Regions from separate parts of the Homo sapiens genome. Here region 1 is linked to region 2. A link is a loop called in an ENCODE intact Hi-C map of the cell type or tissue named here. Cell type or tissue: tibial artery. All regions are shown on one strand. Links, peaks and the distances in the headings refer to the core of each region. The heading gives the core; the rest is flanking DNA. Region 1 has its middle 18 kb from the start of LINC01290. Region 2 holds the start of LOC105371078 (a long non-coding RNA gene).

Region 1 (2,913 bases), core at 305-2,804, 260 kb before region 2:
CAGGGGAACCCACCTCCATGGCATGTGGGGTGAGGGCCTGGTATCATTTCTTTGAACAAACCATGGCTCCCAGTGGAGAGGGAATGTATTAGTCAGGCTAGGGCTGCTATAACAAATTACTATAAATGGCCAAGCGTGGTGGCTCATGCCTGTAATCCCAGCACTTTGGGAGGCTGAGGTGGGTGGTTGACTTGAGGTCAGGAATTCGAGACCAGCCTGGCCAACATGGCAAAACCCCGCCTCTACTAAAAATACAAAAATTAGCCAAGCATGGTGGCACACACCTGTAATTTCAGTTACTCGGGAGGCTGAGGCAGGAGAATCACTTGAACCCGGGAGGCAGAGGTTGGAGTGAGCCGAGATCGCACCACTGTACTCTAGCCTGGGCAACAGAGTGAGACTCTATCTCAAAAAAAAAAAAAAATACTATAAACTTGGTGACTTAACACAACAGAAATTATTTTTCTTGCCATTCTGGAGGCTGAAGTGTCCACAGGACTATGCCCCCTCTGGAGGCCCTCATGGAGAACTCATCCTTGCTTCTTCTAGCTCCTGGTGGCTCCAGGCATTCCCTGGCTTTTGGCTGCATTGTTCCAATCTCCACCTCTGTCTTCACATTGCATTTCTTCTCTCTCTCATCTCTGTGTGTCTCTTATCAGGACACTTGTCATTTAATTTGGGCTGAGATCATCCAAGATGATCTCATCTGGAGATTCTTAATCACATCTGCGAAGATCCCCTCCCCTCCCCTTCCTCCCCTTCCCTCCCTTCCCCTCTCCTTCCCTCCCCTCCCCTCCCCTCTTCTTTTTTAAGACAGAGTCTCACTCTGTCGCCCAGGCTGGAGTACAGTGTGGTATGATCATAGCTCATGGAGCCTCAATCTCCTGGACTTAGGTGATCCTCCCAACTCAGCCTCCTGAGTAGCTGGGACTACAGGTGTGGGCCACCATGCCTGGCTAATTTTTATTTTTTTTTTAGAAATGGAGTCTCGCTATATTGCTGGTCTCAAACTCCTGGGCACAAGCAATCCTCCTGCCTTGGCCTCCCAAAATGCTGTGATTACAGCAGGCATGAGCCACCGTGCCTGGCCGATCCTTTTTTCCAAATAAGGTCACATTCACAGATTCTAGGATGAAGACATCTCTTGGGGTGGGGGACCCAGTTCAACCAGCTGCACACGGGATGTAGATAAATGCTGGAAGGGCCCAGAGGACGCCTCTTGATGATGGAGTAGGGTTTCTCTTTCTTCATTAGCAAGGGAACTACACATATTTGTAGAGCAGTGCCCCTTAAAAATCATCGTTTATATTTTCAGTTCCTGTCTCAGCAACCAGATGAAGTATTGAGTGGAGTCCCTTCCATCCACATTAATCTGTTGATGGGAGTGGTGTGTTCCTTCAACATTACCACCAGGTGGCAGCCAAGAACTTAGAGTCAGGCGGGCTCATGCTTGCTGCCTGACCCAAGTACATGGTCTTAGCTCCTGAATTGAGATCCAAGTTTGCAAATAACGACAGAGGATGCCAAATCACCTTTGCTCTGGCCTATTCAGTAACATGTCACTTAATAGGGAGAATTACCGGATCAGTCCACCAGCCAGCCTAGTGTGGCAATAACTTACCCCAACTGTTTAAGCATTTACATAGCACTACCTGTTTTTTGTTTGTTTGTTTGTTTTATTTTTGAGAGGGAGTTACGCTCTTGTTACCACGGCTGGAGTGCAATGGTGCGATCTCGGCTCACTGCAACCTCCACCTCCTGGGTTCAAGTGATTCTCCTGCCTCAGCCTCCGGAGTAGCTGGGATTACAGGTATGTGCCACCACGCCCAGGTAATTTTGCATTTTTTAGTAGAGATGGGGTTTCTCCATGTTGGTCAGGCTGGTCTCGAACTCCCAATCTCAGGTGATCCACCCACTTCGGCCTCCCAAAGTGCTGGGATTACAGGCATGAGCCACCGTGCCCGGCATACACACCTGTTAATTTTGCCTGTTTTGCATTTCTTTCCTTACTTTGGGGTAGTTGGGAATGTTAATCACTTTAGCCCCTTCCCTAGCACAATTATTGTTTCAAAGATTGGCATATTAAGTCATTCCAGTGGGAGCATCACAAAGAAAATCTGATATTCTTTTCTTTCTGTGAATCAACCTGTATCTTTCCTGCAAGTTATTCCCCCGACACACTTGCTTGCTGTCACAGGACCTTCACTGATGGGATCTGCATTTTGTTAACAGTTTAAGGTGGTCAACTCTAGCACAGGCCAGGCCAAAAGTCAAAAATTCTTCATTACTGAATGAATATCCTAGGTAGATTATACAAGGATGTCCTTATACTACCAAAGAATGTTCTTTTATAATATAAAAGGATGTCCTTATTCAGATGTCCCTAGACCAATTACTTTAACTTTTGGAATGTCCAAATACAGCCAAAATCGACCCCTGAATTGTTTCTAAAACTGAGATCTTTTATTAAAATAGCAAAAGGAAGAAGTGATAGGTTCCATGAGGCCTATAGTTACAGAGATTTATTATTGAATTTGTTCAAAACATTTTTGTGTTTTAAATATTTCCCAGATGATTCTGATATGTGACCAGGGTTGAGGACCAGCATTTCTCTATGAGAGCTAGATCAGGTGTGAATTTCAGAATTAGAGGTGATTAATTTGACTGTTATCTCTTTCTCTCTCTACTTTTTGTGCCTGGAATACTTAGTTAAAACTTATTAAGCACGGTGGCTCACACCTGTAATCCCAGCACTCAGGGGAGGCGGAGGCAAGCAGATCACTTGAGGTCAGGAGTTCAAGAGGAGCCTGGACAACATGGTGAAACCCCGACTCCACTAAAAAAATACAAAAATTAGCCAGGTTTGGTGGTGTGTGTGCCTGTAGTCCCAGCTACTCGGGAGGCTAAGGCAGG
Region 2 (2,913 bases), core at 225-2,724:
CATCGCCAGGGACTTGTAAACATCGTGCAGAGCCTGGATTTTATGCTAAGGGCAACGAGAAACCTTTGAAGAGGTTTTAGGCGAGCAGCTGCCGAGATCTAATTTATGTTTCAAGATCATTCTGGCTGCTGTGCAGAAAATAGAGTAGGGTGAGGCAGTCATGCAAACCACAGTGCTAAACACTTCACAGGCATTCACGCAAATCCCACGGTGATCCTCGTTTTCCAAGGGGTAACTGAGACCCAGCGAGGGTAAGCTATCTGCCCAAAGACACACAGCTAACAAGGCAGCAGAACTAGGATTAAAAAAAAAAAAAATTCATTTTTAGAGACAGGATCTCACTCTGTCACCCAGGCTGAAGTGCAGTGGTGGGACCATAGCTCACTGCAGCCTTGAATTCCTGGGCTCAAACCATCCTTCCACCTCAGCCTCCTGAGAAGCCAGGACTACAGGCGAGGCCACCATGCCGTGCTAATTTCATTTACATTTTTTCATAGACACAGGGGTCTCGCTATGTTCCCAGGCTCGTATCAAACTCCTGGGCTCAAGTGATCCTCCTGCCTCAGCCTCCCAAGTAGTTAGGACCACGGCTGTCACCATGCCCGGCTAATTTCATTTTAATGTTTTGTAGAGATGGGGTCTCGCAGAGATAGTTAGGGTTAGGGTTAGGTTAGGGTTAGGGTCTCGCAGCAAGACCCATCTCAACGAAAAATTTAAATGAAATTAGCAGGGCCAATTGGCCTCCTGGATTGCTTAAGCCCAGGATTTTTTGTATTTAAAAGAAATTTAATTTAATGAAATTTAAAGGCAAACAATTTAAAGGTTGGTGTCGAACTCTTGGGCTCAAGCAATCCTGCCTCAACTTCCTAAAGTGCTGAGATTATAGGCTGAGCCACTGCACCTGGCCAGGAGCTGGGAACGGATTGCAGGCCACCGAAGCTGCAGTCTGAGCCCCCACTGTAGGAGCTCACCGCCTCCTTCAGGGTCCGCCTGCTCCCCTTCAAGGCCAGCAACGTTCTGCACAGGGCAAGAGCTCCATAAATGCTCTTTGGGCGGAAAGGTGTGGGAGTGAGAGAATCTGGACAGGAAGGGCCCACAATGGAGTGGGGAAGGCACCGAGGGGAGCAGGCAGGGTCCGAGGAGGAGGGAGTTAGCGGAGGGAGTGCTGGTGGGGTGGTGGTCATGAAAATCAGACGTTCCCAAGCGACACACCCGGACCAGACCGTAGAGAAGATGCTGGACTTGGTGCGTGGGAATCATCAGCGACCCCGGCTAGGGCAGCTTCGGGCAGCGTAGGGAGGAAGCCAGATTGCAACGGATTAAGGAGTGAGGGGGTGGCGAGATTTGCTGTCCTGATTCAGCCGCCGCGGCGGCAGCCCGGGCTGGCTCTCCTCCCACAGGTGCGGGCTCCACATGCGACGGGAACACGTGTGCCCACTCGTGCCACAGGCATGCAGGTGGGTGGAGGGGGCGGCTGGGGAGGACTGAGGCCCGGGAGTGCGGACAGCCGGGGTGCACAGCCTGAAACGGAGAGCAGAGGGCTGTGGGCTGCCGCGGGACCACGCGCACAAGACCCCACGCGTGGGCTCCGCCTGGGGGGAGTGAAACAGAGCGGAAGGGGTTTGCTTGGGTGCTGGGATGCTTCTCTGTGGAGGTGGCAGAGAGAAGGAGGGAGTGAAATGAGAGAGAAAATGGTGAGCTGGGCAAAGAGGCCAGCCCCGTGTGGTTTTTGGAAAGGACATAGTAGGCCTGGCATGGTGGTGCACGCCTGTGATCCCAGTGCTTTGGGAGGCGTAAGCGGGAGGATCGCTTGAGCTCTGGAGTTCGAGGCCAGCCTGGGCAACATTGTGAGACCTTGTCTCTACTAAAAATTAAAAAAAAAAAAAAAAATGAAAAGCTTGCAGTAGAAGTAGTAATGAACAACAGCTGCCATTTATTGAGGGCCTGCTCTGTGCCCAGCGCTGTGCAAAGTAGGCTTAATCGTCCTGAGACTCTCACTCTGATGAAGAACATGTTAATGGTATCATCATCATGTTGTGGATGAGGACACCGAGCCTCAGGTTAAGTGACTTGCCCAAGGAGTGCTAGAATGGAACTTGGGCTGGACAGACCCAAAGCTCCTGCCCCTAACCCCTTTTTGGTGCTTCTGTCTACACCTTCCTGGAAGGGGGTGACACGTGGGGTTTTGAGTTAGTCAGACCTGTGTACCAGCCACTGCCCTGTGACTTTGGGTCATTTCCACCCCAGAGGGTTCAGTTTCCTTTTTTGCAAAGCAGGGATACGGAGAAACTTTGGGAAGGCTGAGGTGAGAAGCATCTAGATAAGGGCAATTCATTCGTTCATCCGTTCATTTGTTCGTTTAGCCACAGGTGTATTGAGCACCTGCTGTGTGCCTGATGCTATGCTATGGGAATCGATAGTCATGAGCTAGATGGGGTCTGTGATTTCATGGAGCTTAAATCCAGGGGAGAGATATGGATAATAAATGAGTAAATAAATTTACTAGGTAATTCTGGATCATAGTAGATGTTACAAAGGAGAAAATGCAGTGTAATGAGAGAGAGCGAGCATGATGGCTGAGGGCCTCTGCAAACTTATCCGCACAGCAAATGGCAGTAGCCAGTATGATGCTCCAATTTCTGCTCCAAACAGAAGGTTCCAGAAACCTTAGCCAAAAGATGCCTGGAATCACTGGGGAACCCAATCAAAAGGTGGATACCTGCGTATTTGGAATAAGACTCCCTGCCTTTCTGTTGGTTGTGTTATCCTTGGTGTGAAGAAACAGAGGCTCAAAGAGGTTAAGCAACCTGCCTGAAGTCACAGAGCTAATAAATGACGGGACCGGGATTTGAACCTGAACAACTGGATTCAGGAACCTGTACACTTCATCAGTAGGCTGCTGGAGAGTGCAGA

Evidence for each region. Hi-C counts contacts between places; a loop is a spot of excess contacts. Peaks named below come from ENCODE experiments on the same cell type or tissue, not always from the same donor. Only the 100,000 strongest peaks of a DNase experiment are listed, where the experiment ranks them.
Region 1: a loop joins it to region 2, with 7 times the contacts of the local background. A loop is called at or near these places in 88 of 110 quality-filtered maps.

The regions. Positions count from the first base shown.
Region 1 is chr16:10,508,261-10,511,173 of GRCh38, reverse strand. No RefSeq gene overlaps it. Among named protein-coding and RNA genes, the nearest start is that of LINC01290, 18 kb to the left of the region's middle. RefSeq lists an enhancer at 1,266-1,355. In tibial artery, for the core only: a CTCF peak has its summit at 1,400 (motif pointing right); no DNase peak of the experiment used is centred there.
Region 2 is chr16:10,250,858-10,253,770 of GRCh38, reverse strand. LOC105371078 (a long non-coding RNA gene) reads left to right here and starts at 1,128. Exons shown (of 3, transcript XR_001752077.1): 1 at 1,128-1,457. In tibial artery, for the core only: no CTCF peak of the experiment used is centred there; no DNase peak of the experiment used is centred there; H3K27me3 peaks cover 2,160 bases.